Linked DNA regions of Mus musculus: region 2 is linked to region 1. The links are chromatin loops, found by intact Hi-C in ENCODE. Cell type or tissue: heart. All regions are shown on one strand. Each heading gives the region's core, and the rest is flanking DNA. Links, peaks and the distances in the headings are about the cores only.

Evidence for each region. Peaks named below come from ENCODE experiments on the same cell type or tissue, not always from the same donor. Only the 100,000 strongest peaks of a DNase experiment are listed, where the experiment ranks them.
Region 2: a loop joins it to region 1, with 4 times the contacts of the local background. A loop is called at or near these places in 8 of 42 quality-filtered maps.

What each region holds. Positions count from the first base shown.
Region 1 is chr5:96,369,817-96,378,152 of GRCm38, reverse strand. Fras1 (Fraser extracellular matrix complex subunit 1) reads right to left here and starts at 4,198. Exons shown (of 74, transcript NM_175473.3): 1 at 3,268-4,198. The coding sequence starts at 3,340. In heart, for the core only: CTCF peaks have their summits at 1,750 (motif pointing left) and 3,795; no DNase peak of the experiment used is centred there; H3K4me3 peaks cover 4,260 bases; H3K27ac peaks cover 3,233 bases.
Region 2 is chr5:96,673,426-96,681,761 of GRCm38, reverse strand. Fras1 (Fraser extracellular matrix complex subunit 1) reads right to left here. Exons shown (of 74, transcript NM_175473.3): 31 at 8,063-8,250; 32 at 4,379-4,495. Among named protein-coding and RNA genes, the nearest start is that of Gm52781, 30 kb to the left of the region's middle. In heart, for the core only: a CTCF peak has its summit at 4,036; no DNase peak of the experiment used is centred there; H3K27ac peaks cover 179 bases.

The DNA.
Region 1 (8,336 bases), core at 13-8,012:
GGGGATATGTAAATACCTTTGAAGACCAATCAGACATGCAAGGAATGTTTTGCTTGTTCCCGAAGATGTAAGAAGTCCCAAGTCCCACCAAGGCTAACATGACCTAGGAGCTCTCAATAAAGGTTTACAGAATGAAAGATGGAGGGGAGGGCTGCTTGTCCAGCCAATGCAGTCCTTCTCCAATGCTGAGCTTCAAGCACAGAATGCCTCACCAAAGGAACTCTCTGGCCAAACACAGAACCAAAACTACTGATGTATCTGAAAATAAAACAAAGTCTCCATCAAATGAGCCTCTCCACTGTAATCTGTTAATAATGGGCATAGGAGAAACTAGAGCGATGTGAAGGCTTAGCTGAAGTCATGGGGTAGGGGGCAGTAGTAGTAGACCCAATCTAGGGCTCAGGTCTCCAACAGTATTTCCCAAGTCCATACCCGGCGTCTATCTGGTTTAAACCCGCATAATTTCTACATGTGAGCACCACTCAAGATGAGTCTCCAGAAAATGCTGTTCCGGTTTCCCGGATTCAGAAAGCAGCCATGCTTGAAGCTTCCCTGTGACTTTTTGATTTTATTAAGCCCTCAAATCACAGTTTATCAGCTTAGCAATCTTGAGGCAATATACGATAACACTACCATCAACCTGGTTATAAAAATTCATCTTTCTCTTGATACTTAAGATAAAATTTAGAACCCGAAAGTCTCAGCACAACCTTTTTTTTTTCCTTGCCTTTCTGGGTGTTGAACTCAGGGCCTTGGGCAAAAGCTCTACTACTGATCACTGATCTATAGCTCTCACCCCTGATCTCTCTATATATATCTGTCTATCTCTCTCTCCCGCCCTCTCTCTCATAATTACAAAGCATATTTAAAGCTATCACGACATAATACCTCCCTCATCTAGTTAGATGGTTCATTCAAGGTCAGCTAGTTCATCACAGAGGCTGATCTATTTAAGTTAATTGAAAAGAATGTTATTTGGCATTCCCTCTTCTGATTGGTGCTCTCGAGAACTCAGAGTGCCAAGAGCCAGGGTGGAGACAGAGGAGTTGCTGGAGCTGCTCTCAGAGTCACTAAAGTCGCTGTAGGAAGAATTCATTGGAGTACTGCACTCCCTGTTGTTCACAAAGAAGAAAACAGTGAGTTCTCCCATGAGCTGGCAGGCTGAAATGTGATGATATGGCCCGTCCAGCAAAGCATATGTAGATGCCTGGTTTAAAAAGTGTTCCCTGGGTGAATAACAACACTTAAGGGAATCTCTAAAGTTCACAAGTTTTCCGTCTCAATCTCTTTGCAAAGAGAGCCTTGACTGGCTCAAAGGAACAGCCTAATCAGAGGACAGCTGATTCGTATGTGTACGACCATCATCACACAAGTAAACAAATTAAATGAGATATGGTGTGTAAACTACTCGGCATAGCACGGGGAATAATATGTGATCCGTAGCTGGGTTCATTCACTCAGAGCCAAGCATCTAGGTTTGGTTGGGAGTTCTCGGACCTTTTGCAATCTAGGACCTAATTTGTGAGCAGATGCAGAATGCTCTGAAAGTGAGTAAAGAAAATAGATGCAAAGTTCTCCACCTTGTAAGGACACACACACTTCAGTGTGAGCGCACTTCAGACACTTTGCCAGCTATATCTACCAGCCCTCCAAAGAGCATACCCCATAGCCTCTTAATAATAATGGCTTTTGTCATTTCAAGAGATTTGCTTCTGAGAAACAGCATCGCTCCAACTGCCCCCTGGTGAGCAATCCAGGAGTGATAGCATAGTCTCTGTGTTGTTGGGATATAATTTTTAAATAAGAAACTGCCACCAAGTGTAACTGTAATTTTTCTGAGCTCTAAGTTGAAGTTTGAGGCGCCCGGGCTGACTCTCCCATCTGGTTAATTACTATAATTAAACCTTACAAGGTTGGGGTTTTTTTTGTATGCAAAAACCATGCACACACACACACACACACACACACACACAATTCTTTTAAAACAGGTTGTCCATAGTTTGAAAAACTCTGCACAGCTCCCCAGGCGTGTTTTTCCTGGAAATAGTATCTTTCTGACATAATTCCCACGACAGTGTGAGAAGGTGGTGCCTAAACCTGTGGGGAAAGTCCACGAGTGGACTTCCAAGGCCAGGCTGCTTGCTATGAGAAAAAAATGGTAAGGAAGAGAGGTGCCACTGGTCTGAAGACTGGAAGCCCACCTGAGATTTTACCCTCCTGAATCTCCAGTTGCCCCCTTTCAGCACCTATGATGCAGGAAAAGCGACACGTGCACGCCACTGCCTATATGATTTGCGACTGGGCAGGTGAACTCTTCCTGCAGCTGGATGAATAATGAATGGAGCCGGGAGTGGAAGCAGAAAGTCCAGAGCCCAGCCGTGGATGAAGTTGTCTCTCTCCCAGCCTGCCACCTTCCCCCTCTGCAAATGCTAACCCAGCCACTGTCCCCGCGGCTCTGAGCAGGTGGGAGCTCTCAGCGCGCCTAGGGGCGCGGGGGGGGGGGCGGGGCGGGGGGAAGCAGCACCAGACTCAACATGTCACACACACACACACACCCCTCATCAGATTTACTGATGTATTATCTGAGCTGAGATTACGAAAGCTATCCTGATGACAACACTCAAGTCTCCTTTCTCTCCCCAAGCTCTTGAAGAAGTGGACTGGAACACCCCCCCCCCCCCCGCGCGCGCGCGCAATGAAAACCTAGGGAGAAGAGAAGTGCATACATGCTCTTTGACCACTTTTTGTTCCTTGAGAAGCAGGCAGCCTCGTGCTCTCGCTCCCGAGTAAAATTTATTTCATTACAACTGAAATCTCAACATCCAGAATACTACTTATAAAATCTTAAGTGGTCTTTAAGGGGAGGGGGGGCGAGTTACTGGGGCGAGGAAAGCAAAATAGAACAGTGGAGCTTGGGTGAGGATTTTATTCCACAAAAGTGAGAGCAACTGCTCGCTTCTCACCTAGGTTCCGAGTAGTTGCTTTTCCTTGAGGAGTAGGGTAGAAGTGGAAGGAAGATTCATCCGGGTTCAGAAATATCACCTCAAAAGGCCACCCACCCGCAAAAAGCAAAGAGGAGGCCGTGGCCGGGCTGAGGTTTGACCGCAAGAGAAACCAGGAGTGGGGATTTCAGCTGAAAAGGAAATCCACTCCGTGTCCACCTATCGCCTCAAATCAAAACTTCCACCCAACAACCCACAGCACTAAACCCGGCTGAGTGTCTTAAACTGCACAGTCGAACTCACACGGGGTTCCGCTCTTTTTTACCTTCACAATTAGGCAATACTGCAAATTCCGCCAGCGCTAGGGCCACCCCGAGCCACGCTTTGAGGACACCCATCGCCGCCGCGGCACTCTCGCAGGAAGATCCCAGCCTTCAGCATCCAAGAACCTGCTCTCTGCCAAACCTCAGGCTGTGGCGCCGGCGCCGGGAACCGGGACGCACAGACACTGGGGAAGCGCTGGCTGCTGGGCCGGGAGCCGAGGTTGGCCGGGTGGACCGCAGAAGGATGCGGCCGACAGTAACACTCAGTCAGCCCCGAGGCTCACTGGGTTCTCCAGCAGAGCGGCCACCAACGTGAGCCGAGGCTGCGAGGAGGAGGCAAAGCTCAGATCGCCGCCAAGACTAGCAGGAAAGTTGCAGGTCAGCGGCTGCTGGGATTCCGCAGCATTGCCTCGGGCTAGACCAGTTCCTCCGGAGGTCCCCAACTGGCGAGCTGCAGGAGCAGGTTCCTCCTCGGCAGCTTTTCAAAGTTCTCTCGGCACGCCCCCGTCTGTCCGTGTAGCATCGGCCGAGGCGGGTCCCCGCGAACACGCCGGGCCGGGCTACAGCAGCGCTCGGGGAGCTGGGCGGTGCAGGGCCGCTGGTTGCAAACTTTGTGCGGCCCTGCAGGAGCTCCGGGACTCGGGGGCGCTGCAGCCGCACCGCACCACGCCGCCCGGCTGCTGCAGGCGCTTCCAGAGCTCCGCGCGGAAGGCGGCGCGGGGGGCGCTGCTGCCACTTTCTCGCGCCCGCCCCTCGCCGAGAGGAGGAGGGCAGAGGGGCGCGGCTTGCTCCACACCGACGCCCACCTCCCCGCACCGTGCACCCCGAGCTGCGCTGCAGGGCGGAGGTGCGATTACCCAAGTGGAGGTGGAGCCATAATTGTAGATGCAAGGAGGAAAGAGAGAGGCTGGAAAAGACCCCTCCGAACTCAATGCTCCCCAGATGAGGGGCCTGGAAACGCACAGGATAAGTCCCCGAGTGGATCCTCGCATTTAAAGCACGCACGCTCCGCCTTCCTCAGCCTCTCTCGCCTCCTTCCTCTCTCCTTTGCTGGGTGTGAAAATGGACTCAGAGACTACGAGCTTTGGCAAAGATTCCAGAGAGTCACGTGGGGAAGGGGAGCCGCGGTGAGGGGGTGGGGGAAGGCGAGAGAGCAACCTGATCCCCTTATTCATCCTGCAGGAGTTGCATTGGCTTTGTCTGAGGCGGGATCAAAAGTGGTCACACCGAGGGCGGGTGGAAACAGGAGGTTAGGTCTCCATTCAGACACTGTTGAGGGTACCACAGGAGAGGCTAGTTGGGGACAGGGTGCTCACACCCAAGTCCTAACTGCTACTTCTCCACCTCTCGTCATGCCCACTGCTGCTGAACACAGAGCCTGAAGCAGAGCTGACTGGCCATCTTCGCATTTTGGACCCTCAGGGGTTTTCCCTGCAACCTAGCAGTCTTGGGGCACGTGTGTTCTAGGTTGAGATTCCCACGGTGAGTGCACCTTTACAGCTTCCTAAAAGATGAAAACACCACACAGTCTGGGTGAGTCCAGCTGCGCCTCCAAATGTCAAAGACTGGGAAGCCAATGTCAGGGCAAAAGCATCCTGGTGTGCACACTGGAGGTAGTTGAGGGATAGGGTGGGGTCTGGTTTCCAGCCAGTACTGAGTGATAGCTATTTTTAGAGGACTAAATAAAAATAGCTGGTCCAGGTTTGATCATTTTGTAACTGGGGATGGTTACACGGGAGAGATACAGACTGGGTTTCGAAGGCCAGACAGAAAAGATTCTCTGTCTTGGCAGAGCTGTGACAGCTAGACTGTCCAGAAAGGAGTTTGAAGTGGCAGTGAACACCGAGCTATTCAGGGTGGTGGGCAGGGATCTTAGTAGACTCCAATATTGCTGACGATCATAGGGAAGGCCCATGTTCTAAAGCATGCCAGTAGTACTTGAATTCCTTGCTTTTTAGAATAAGAGGATGAAATGAAACTGAAGGGTCCCTGTAACTATCACCACTTAGGCACCGAAACATTTGATTAACCTGGGTGTGGCTGTTGAGTATTCAAAGGACTTAGGAATCGCCCAGCAATTCCTCGATGCCTCCCAGAGCCGTTGTGGGGACAGAGCGGTTTTATCTCTGTATTTGAAGCACATATGGGGACTCTGTAAACATTAGTTGAAAGAATGAACTGAATCAAGCCAGTAATCATCACCGCCAGAGTTCAGCCACAGCTTGGATGGAACCTGAGTCCTCCCTCCTCCCACTTCCCCCTCTTCCTCTAGAAACTATTTTCTCAGACCAATGGAAAGTACTGTCCAAATTCAGGTGGATACACCCTAACAATTCCTAACCCCTCCTAAACACTTTTTCTGTAGCCACCACTGACTAGGAGTAACTTAAGACAGCTGGTTTCCCTAGAATAAACTATTTGACTTCATTTTTAAGAAAGCATAGAACTGTGGCACCCAAAGGGGTCTCAAACCATCTTTTGGACTTGCTAAAGGAAAACAATCTTTAAAAAGAAAAAGGTGAAGGGAGAGACGGGAGCATTACCACGAGGTATTGTCATATACTACATTTGTGGTTCTTAACAAATTGTTCATAAAATGTCCCCTCCCCTTCACCAGAAGCCCTCCACCAGCTCCCATGGTCTTCTCTCTACCCCAGGAGCAAATAGTCCAAGGGTTCTCACTCCAAGAGCACTAGAATCCTGGTTCACAGGGAATTCTATATCCTTAATACTGTTTTTTTCATATGCCCACATCCCGTAACTTTTGTCACCATATCCCACAGTATCTTCTTTGATCAGCCCCATCCTTGTCTCTTCAAATTCACCTGGCCTCACTGCTGCTTATCAGGTAGATATTATAGACTGAACACTTTGTATCTAACATGGGACCCTTTGCTATGTAATCTGCCAGTAACTATATGAGACATGTACCCTTGTTATTTTCATGGACAAGTGCAGTGACTGATGGCCCTGAGTCAGATGGTTAATTACAACAGCACATTGAAACAAGCAGCATTACCTACTATGAGAGTCAGATGACCACATCTCAGTATCTTAACACAACAATTTGTCTGTCTATCCTGTCCCCTGGACAGTAGTGGACCCTACACCTTGTAACCTGGACACCCATGAGCCCTTCCTGTAGCCAGGCCAACATGGCCCATATGAAACACCTTCCTCTTCCAAGAATGAGCTGTGTGCCCACCCGCCACGACCCCTTACCAGGAAGACAGTGACAGGGACACATAGGTCGCACGTGGGGATTTAGTAAGTCCTCACCGTGCTGCTCTCACTGCTCATACTGCCTCAGCTTTCCTACGGACAGCAACACTCCAGCAGGACCGTCCCTGCTGCCACAGGGGCTTTGCTGATCTTTGTCCCAGAGTCCACTGTTTCTCCTGACTATCTCTCGTCTGCTTCCTTCTCTGTACTTCACTGACCCTCCTATGTCTCTCTCTCTCTCTCTCTCTCTCTCTCTCTCTCTCTCTCTCTCTCTTCCCTCTGTTTCCCTTCTACTCTGTACAGCCTCTTCCAGTCTCCCCTGGAGCTCTCTCCTCTGGTTTAGCCCAGCCTTTCGAGTTCTAGAGGTTTTAGTGCATTTCTTCTGGTTTGTCAGCTGTTGCTCACTTGCTGTGTAAACATGAAGTCCTGAGTTTGGATTCCCAGCGCCCGCATAATGAGCCTGGGCTGGGGGAAGGCTCCGTCCCTACCACTGGAGAAGCAGAGGTAGGGATTCCCCACCAGGCCAGACTAGCCAAATGGGTAAGTTCCAGGTTCAATGAGAAAACCAAGTGGGAAGTGATCAAGGAAAACACAAGATATCCTTCTATGATGAATGTTTTACACATCTCTATCTTTCTGCTCTTGGGAAAGTGATGCATCCTTCCTTATCTTTCTGTATTTCTTTCTTCCGAGCGTCCTGCCGATACTTGCTTCTGTCCGTTTCTATGTAGAATTTTTTGCATTGCTCATACAGTCAGTATATTAATCATTCTCTATGAACTCAGATACTGTTTTATAAAAAGGAAGAGGCAACTCATTGTTTTGTGGGAAATAAGTTTCCTTGTCGGTATCATTTGAAATGCACACAAGGTTAAAACCATTATTGCATTATGCCTAGAACAGCTTTACTGGAATAAAATGAGCAAACCCTCCCAGGTTTTAAAATGCATTTTTCTGTTTTATTTCCCTCACTCCAGGTAGCTAGCCAATTCTTGCACCTTGTTTAGATCACAGCAATTGTATGCGACAAGGGTTTTGTTTTGGTTTGGCTTTTGGTTTTTTGGGTTTTTTTTCTCATTGGTTGAATTCCCTGCCTTAGCAGTTGTTACATATTTTTAATACTCCTTCTGTGCCTTCCACAGCAGGAAGCTAGGCAGTGGAGGTCACTGGAAAGGCCAAATGGCCACAGCCAATAAAAACGCAGCATGGGGACCATCGTGGCACAGTTCATTTCTTTTTCTCGTGCAGGTTACATTGGCTTTCGGCTTTTAAGGAAAACCTCAGCCGACCTGCCCTTCCCATGATTCCTGCCAGCCTTTTCAGACGTCATCTGTTGTTTTCTAGATTCTGGGGTACCTCCCTCTTGCACCTGGAACACCCTGAATAGCCACAGGCTAACACTTGCTGGTTAGGAGTACCTGAAAGTCACAGAGATCAGACAAAAACTACCTACAACTTTATAGGAAACTAACGTTTTTCCTTCACTAAATAGTCCCTTTGCTGAGCTGTGTGGTCCCATGTGTGACTATTTCTATTGCAAGACCTGAGAAGAGGAGAGATATGGCAAGATGAGAAAGAACGCAGCAGGAGAGGAGATACACAATGTAACTATAGGTATGGAGCCACAGGAACTCAACCTGGGCTCCAGGGCTCAACAGCCAGCTATATAGGTGCGGTTGCCCAGCTTGGCGCCCACCCTGCTTGGATCTGGATCTTCTTTAACAGACCCCTATTCCTCTCCTTTGGCGTGGAAATGATTGCTTTGTGCTATTGTGTCTGAGTGTTTTACTTGTACAGCAAGGAATTTGCCTCAAGTTTCAGAGTGAACTTCGAACTTGGACATCTTTGT
Region 2 (8,336 bases), core at 55-8,054, 300 kb before region 1:
ATTTGGGCTTCAAGGGGCTAAAGATGAGCCCAGTTCCAGCACCAAAAGTGGCTAGCCACTTACATTCAAGACATCCTCTTATCAAAGCACAGGAGCATCCCCCTTGTTATCTTCGCTTCTACTGTACTGTTCGGAGGAACTAAATTCCCCCATTCTCTTCTACCTTTCAATGAACAAGGTGGAACAGTGTTAACTGGACAGTGTGTCTGCAGCTTGTTCCACCCAGATGGTGTTTCCTCTGCTCATATTCACAACTCAGACAACACTCAGAAACCCAGAGGGTCAGATTCTCATCTCCTGCACAGCAGCGAGTTGAGGACAGCTGTCACAAAACCAGTGTGTCAGCAAGTAAAGGGAACACTAGTGTGAGCCTGGGTCTGGGCTTGGGTCACAGGTGCTGTGTCAAAATGACACAAAGCAGCCTGCTCACTGCAGACTCTTCTGGACTGACCCTGAAGGTAGAGTAGAGTTTGACATGCTCTTGTGCCTTTAAAGCCCTCCTCCATTCAGAAGGAATTTCCCCATTTAGAAGAGGATTAAGCAGGGCTCACTCCTGCTTATAGGAGGGTGTGGTATTCTTATTTTTAACCATAAAACGCTGAGGGCTCCAGTTGCTCTGTAATTGTCCCAAAGGCATAGCTGTCCCAGGGAGAGGCAGCGTCTGCAGGTTAGGACAATCCCCTACAGTAAAGAGTCACATTTCAGGCACTTGCACAGGTCTGGAATGTAATGAGCAAGAAAATTAGAATTTCCAACAGCAGCTGGTCTCCCCCACCCTGCTATGCTAACATAAAACAAGTAAGGACAACAAATTAAAAATATTTGCCCCATAAAAGATGTTTACAGACCATCCATGTAGGTACCGATAAATAGACAGAAAGTGCAATTTCAGCACCATGCTCAGCATGGTTTAGCCTCTTCCAATGTCAAAAACCACTATAATCAAATATTCTCAAAGTGCCATGCAATGTGTCTGAAAATTCATATGCTTCTAAACAATAAAATGATAAGAAGAAAATTGTTATAAACATAGGACTACTGAAAAGGGGAACAGGTTCTAGCCAAGACATTCTATTTTGGAACTTAAAGAGCCCATCTCTTTACCGATCAAAATAGACATTACGTAGAAAATGGGAAGACTTAATTTCCTAAAGCAATATTGAAGCTGTGATACATCAAATTAGTCAATTTTAATTATTTGGAATACCCAATACTCACCAATTAAAGACATCAAAAAGTGGGAGATTAAGCTTCATGGAAATAATTATAGAAGCTATTTTTTTTTAAATAACATCTGGCCAAAGATTAAGAATAAGAGTTTTTATCATACTCTATCACCTCTGACTACATCTAGATTCCAAGTCCTTTTCCCTCTGAGGTTCCCGCTCTGCTCTGGGCCAGCCTCTCCCTGACACTCACAATGGCTTCACGGGGCTCTCACCTTCCCTATTGGCTGTTCTCAGCCATGGTACCAGGAGGACATCAGATCTTGTTCCTCACCTGTCATGGCTTTCCACAACATGAAGTATAGAAGTCAGGTTCCCACAGAAATATTATATGTTCCAGATGCCTTTTGTAAACCCATCCCAGATTCAGGCTGCCATTCCTACTATCCCCCTGACCTCAATGAAAGGCACAGCTGTATTCTTAGGGGTCTTTGTGTATTTTGATTGGCCTCGTCTCTACAATCTCTCCATATTTAATTGCCCTTTGGCTTTCTAATCATCTTAACTGTTGCTAAGTGTAGAGTACTGTTAACTATAAGGCATGATGCTCTACAAAAAAATGTGGTAGAATCTGCCACCTTAGAAAACCTAGACTCCACATCCACCAAGTATATTCTCCTCTGTCCCTTCCTCTCCTCGCCACCCTGGAAACCACCGCTCTGCTTTCCTTTCCTACGAATCTGACTATCTTTCCGTTGCTGTACAAGGGGAGCCAGATCTTATTGGTCTACATCGTTCTTAGCTTATTTCCCTTTGAATGTTTAGAGGCTAATCTAGGTTGCACCTTATGACGGGACTACTTTTTTTTTGTATGGCTGTATCATATTGTATTGTGCAAGTGCACATGTACATCCACATGCACACACATCACACTGTAGTTCCTTTATCGCTTTTGTCCTCTGATGGACACTCAGGTTATTCCCAGTTCTCAGCTACTGTGAAGAATCGTCTGGGGCTTGCTAGAATTGCAGATTCGCGACTCCACAACCAGATTTACTGAATTAGAAAACTCAGAGTGAGTGCTAATGTATTTTAATAACTCTCCAGGTGGCTCCAAAACGTACTTAAGTCTGAGACCTTAAGAACCCTGATCTAGAAATAATTATACTCAACCGCTCAGCTCCTCTCCTAGAGGAAGCCCCTGTGACTCTCCCATGCTTCATTACACAAGGCACCCTCCTACTTGGCTCCGGAATGGTTGCTCTGCTGTGGCCTCGAGCACAGTAGGACTCCCTTGCTTATTTATTTGCCTAGCTACTCCTAGATGCAAAGATCCTTGAACTAGAAACTGTGTTTTAAGGTCACCAACTCTCCAGCATCTTCTTCAGCACTTGTCATGGGCACCCAGAGAAAATACCGAATACGCACAGGCAGACTCCTTTCAAACACACCTGTGAAATATTTGTGTGGACGATATAAAAATATTTCATCTGTATTTACCCCATGTCTTTACAATTTACCAAATATGTGCAAAGCTTCAGTGTTCAGAGGAGTTCAAACCACTGAACTGCGGCTGCATTTTGTCACACATAACAAGCATGCCTTACAGTTACAGCCCTAATTAACGTCAAAAGGAATATCAACTCTGTATGTTCTAAGTAATGTAGGCTAAATCACATTTTACAGTAAACTCACTTTTGAGAAATGCAAGGTTCAAACAGACAGACCCACTCTGCAAGTGTGCCGCCAGAGATTAAAGCTGAAGTCTCTTTAGAAGACCATGGCAAAGCAAATGGCAGGGCCTCCATGGCTTCTGGCCCATTTCTTTACCCCCACTCTAAACTCAAAATAACAGTGCTGTCTTTGCATTTGGCAAGAAATGTGTATGCACTTTTTTTTCCTTACAGTTTAGAGAAAATTCTGATCCAAGTTTCTCCAGTCAGAATGATGAATTATAGACTTTATAATGCTGCTGAATTATGATTTCTTTAAATTACAGTTTACGCTGGAAATGCCGATACTAGCTATTCATTAAAAACTTTCTGCTTTCCCCCTTTGTGTCTCTGTCATTCCCAGTCCTGTAATTTCTGAAACTATCACTGTTTTCTTTGTTGTGGCTCAAGGCTGATATCTTACCTCAAAGTGTAATTATGTGGGTGTTAACTAAAACGTGGACCCATAATAATTAATTTACAGGGTTTTGCATGCTCATGGCTGTGTCTGAAAGAAAAATCTAGCATTCTACCTACCCTAGAAATGGGGTTACAGTAGATTTAGTATTTCCTGCTTGTCTTAGCTGAGCTTTATAGGCTAATCCAGGTGGTACCATCATCCTTCATGCAATCCAGGCATTGCCACTGTAATATGATGTTGACATCGACAATATTTATGTTCAAGAATCATGCAATTGAGTCATTAGAATAGCACTAGGAAAATCTTAGTGTTTTAGGCTAGCTTATGATTTTGTGTCTGGGCTGCCTTTCATGTATCCCATGGGCCATGGATGGACATAAGCGCCAGATCTTTGCATGGGTCACATTCTTTTCCACAGAACATGCAAGGCCTTCTGGGATTGGGTGTAATGATCTTCGCACCTCCAATATGCTCTCCTCATTTCTCCAGGGCATCGCACTATCTGCTATTTCTCAGCCACCATTAGCTTTTTCACCTCAAGGTCTTCCATGTGCTCTGAACACCCTTGGCCATTCCTTCCTCTATCCTACCTTCCTTCCTCGCCCCAATACTCACTTGGATAACTGGTTGTTATTAATTTCTCTAGACTTAGCACTGACACCACCTTCTCCAGGAAGCTTACACTAGAAAGCCAGCTTCTTATAGAACTTTAATACACAAGGAACAGCTTTTCCAGCTAGGTGGCGCTATAACTGGCAGAATAAGCACACCCTAGAGGTGTATTAAAACCCAGGAAGGTTCTTTTACATACTCAGGGAGAGGCACTGTAGCTATATGGGGTTCCATAGGAGGCAAGGGGTGATGGTTGGGTGGTCAAGATAGGGTCTACATAATCTTTTATTCTGGGTGGGGCTCTAAGTTCCTTCTTCAGGCTAATAAGAAATGTTTTCCCAGGGCTGTTGTCTGGGTTTTGGGCAAAGCATTTACTATATCCCACACCAGGGCACTGGCTCACTTCGCTTCTGCATGAGTGAGCACTTTGTTCAAGAGGGAAACATTAGCCCTCCCATCCAACTCACGGTCATATGGAGAGATGTCCCCAAGGAGAGTTTAGGTGCCTCAGGCGCCTGAGGTAAGATTGCAATGTTGAACATGTGACTTTCCAGGTGTTCCTGGGCACTGGTGGCACTAGACACCTGAAAAACAAAATCATCATGGTGAGTCTTTCGTTTTCTACTGGGTAGAGCATGTTCACCCTTAATCTCCCTACTGAGCCATCTGCCTCTGAATTCTATATGTGCCAAGCCACAACTCAAATTAAGTATTTCAGGCAGTTTCTAAAGTCCAAGAGAGTATAAATAAGAAAGAAAATATAGAATTTCACCACCTAGAGTAGTTAGTAACACTCTCTTTATTTAACCAATGCTATGATATTTTGCTAGAGTAGTAAACAGTCTTGAAAGTGGATAAATTTTCTGGCTATAGGGTTTACCATGTGTCTATAGCATGATTTTTTTTCACTCCATTCCTTTCACCTATACCTAGTATATATACTGACACATGGACCATTAATCATACATCTCACACTCGTGGCTATACATTAGTAACATTTACAGTTAGGGCAGTGATCACAAACATTATTTGTTTGTTTGGCTTCAAAATGTTGAAAGCTGTGCTGAGGATAGTGGCGACGCCCTTAATCTCAGCCCTAGGGAAGCTAAAGTGATGAATTGGAGACTAAACATAGCTAAGTAGTGAGATCCTGTTAGAAACAAGCCCCCAGACCTGTGGTGGTCTCCATCACTTTCTCTAGCTCCTTCTCAGTGCTACTGGGATGCTGCCTCAAGTCTCTCTTGTCTCTACTGTTTCCTCAGGCTTGTCACACAAATGGTGGAGACTTGTGTAGTTACAGGTGGTTATATGAGTTCTTTACTTTACATAATATGAGAAGGCAGGGTACTGTACCCTGCACCCAATAGGAAAACCATCTTCTCGGCTATCCTCTAGATTAAGTCAGATGCCCACAGGATGGTTTCAAGATAGCCAGGTGTCTTCAAGGAGATGCCAATCGCATCTTGCTGTAAGTGATACCAATGACCACAGCCCTACTTCACTGATCAGCTAGTGTGGGCTTAGCTCTTAATAGCTTTTCAAAAGTGATCTTCCTATTCCCCACAAAGCAATAGTATTATCACACTTTGTACAGAGGAAATTGAAAAAAAAATAGAGCAATGTCTCAAAGTCAGAGTACTAAATAGTTCAGTTGAGTTTATACTCTTGCCATTGGCCAAGATGACCTTGGTAGATTTAAGAAATCAGGAGCTTGGGGGAGATATTCCCTTCTATTGTTAAGGCAAAGAAACAACATTGGTCAGGTTGTGAAACGTGGGTATATTAACAGAGCAAATGAGTCAGAGTAGCTTCCCAGTAAAGACACTGATAGTGAAATACAATGTTAGTGTTTTGCAAACCACATCTTCTGGGACTGCGTCAACAGGATCTGAATACATAGCTAGTTTCTTACACCAAAAATGACTGTGGATGTGCCTGCCGGCTCACTAGATCGACTCTATTTAAAGATGCTACTCGCCTTACATAAATCCCATCATACATGCAAAGTAACAGATGGGCTGCATTGATGGCTCATGACAGCAAATCAGCATTAAAATAGAATTAAATCTATGCAGCTCATTATATTACATTTCCTGCTTTAAAGTGGGGGGGGGGGGAGGAAGGGAAAAAACATTATGATACCATCCTTTTGGTTTAAAATCTTCCAGGTACACTAAGGTGATAAATGGGAAAATTTGCTAACCATTTACTTTAGCACATGGATAAATTGTCTGTGCATTTCAAATCAAAATATAAGGTATGCCTACAAAGTAATGAAACTTTAAAAACAGGCAGCTACACTTTTATGGCCAGGAGAACATCAGCTCAGAGTCGTTTCACACATAGAATAAAGATGCTGTCCCTGTTCAAAATCCCCCAAGCCCCCGCCTCTCAGAATGCTTCCAGAGGGAATTTCCAAATTGTTTTGTTTTTCTTTTTTTTAAGCCAAGCTCTCTACCTCATAACTAATCTTCTTAAGCAAGAACAGTGACGACTCTTTGACCTAGCACACCACAGGTTGGATGGTGTTTAGTTAATTTGTTATAGTGTAAACCCATATGCCTAAAATGATACTCTGTCATTCTTGAGGATATTTCTAAAGAATATCACCAACACTTTGAAAGCTATTTCAGGGTAGGAGTTCTGTCATGTTTTATGTAAGAAATGTGAAGACTCTATAGGGAACCACCTTCTAAGTAGTAATGTTCAGGCGTATGTCATAAATCTAGTGAGCAATCTTTGGTTTGAGACTGGGTTTCATGTATCTCAGGCTGGTCTTGAACTTGTTACGTAATGGAGGCCCTTGAATTCCTGATCTTTGCACTTAGAAAGTGCTTAGAAGTATAGATAAATACATGCCGCCATATCTGTCTTAAGAAGTCCTCTTTCTTTTCCCCTTTCCCTAAATCAGAAGCTTCTTGCTTATTTTCCAATATTTTATTTCACTCAGTAATCAAATTGCAAGGCAATCTGTTGTCATTTTAAGCAGGTGCTTAGAATCCCTTTCCAGGGAGAGCCTCCGTAGTGACAACACGCGGTCTTGACCCCTGTGAAGGGGAAGGCAGATCTGTGGGGTCTAGTTTGCTGAGGTGACTTCTTTTGATTGAGGTCTTTGCCTCAATCCTGACTCATTCTCTGAGGACCACTGCCATCCCAGGTGCTGAAATTGAGAAGTTAACTGGAGCAAAGGGCACAGAGCGTTTGTTCACTTTCATACATTTGATGTGCTGAAAATAACCTCATTTTAATAGTCTCCATATTTCTATCAACCGTCTCTTTGGAAAAGCACATGATTTATGCAATATAAATTAGTCAGGCACCAAAGACACACATGCCTGGCATTAGAAGTGGAGTACATCCTTAGGTGAAGGAAAACTGTGACTTGAAGGGGACACCAAGTGGGCTGATCACCGTGAGCAGATTTATTTCTTGATGTCTTATAGAATTCTCTGTTCTGTTTAAACAGCTTCTCACACACCGTCCCTTATTTCTTAGCATTTCTGTCTAAGTTTTTCTTCTAAGTCCTTCTTGCTATAGTTGTGTCTCATCCTGTTGTTCTTTTCAAGGAATCAGCATGGCACTCATTTGTCACTCCTGGTGTTGTCAAACGAACCAATTTCTTCTTTTTAGCTCTCCGTGGCCTTTCCGTGTGCTTTGCTAGGCCTCCGAGTCAAGCATTTGGTCTGCCTAGCTCTGTGTTCTCCTACTCAATAATAAGCAGTACCATCAGTTTTCTTGTGAATACAATTTTATATACTTCACGTAAGTCTTCAAAAGTTATTGTCTCCTCAATGGTTCTTAATGGCTCACTACTTTGGTGTTCTTTAAGAACATTTAAACTATACCATGTGGTTTAACAACCATGTTTACCTTTTTGTTATGACTTTGTTTATATCCAGCATCGCCAGACTGAACCTGCTATTCTTTGATATTCTTTAGCTTTTACAGTTCTCCTTATGGTCTGGTCTATCATCAATTTTTAATAAAAGATAATAACAGATCCCTAGGTAGTACCTATTCTTTTTCACCCTAATAAACACATTTACAAAATTCTTAATGCTATGAATTACGCTTCCCTCTTCTAGACAGACAAATTGAAGAAAATGGCCCACGTGGCCTGTGAATGAGGGTGGTTAGGAAGCAGAGGGCACCTGAAAGCGGAAGGAGTCACTCTGCGTGGGGGCTCCCAAGTGTCTGTACCACACAACGCCATCATCGATGTCCTGCTGGGTAAAGGTACTGATGGGGGTTGCCATCCTTCCATCAGGCAGGTGATGCCCTTCCTCCGCAGGACCGGCTGGACTGTCTGCAGGCAGATTCATCAGGAGGACCACCTCCCCTAGAGAAGCAGAGGCCATACTGTTAGAGCTCTGGGGAAAGCGTGTCAGAGACCTCAATCCTTCCCATCATTCCTTCTTTACAAGC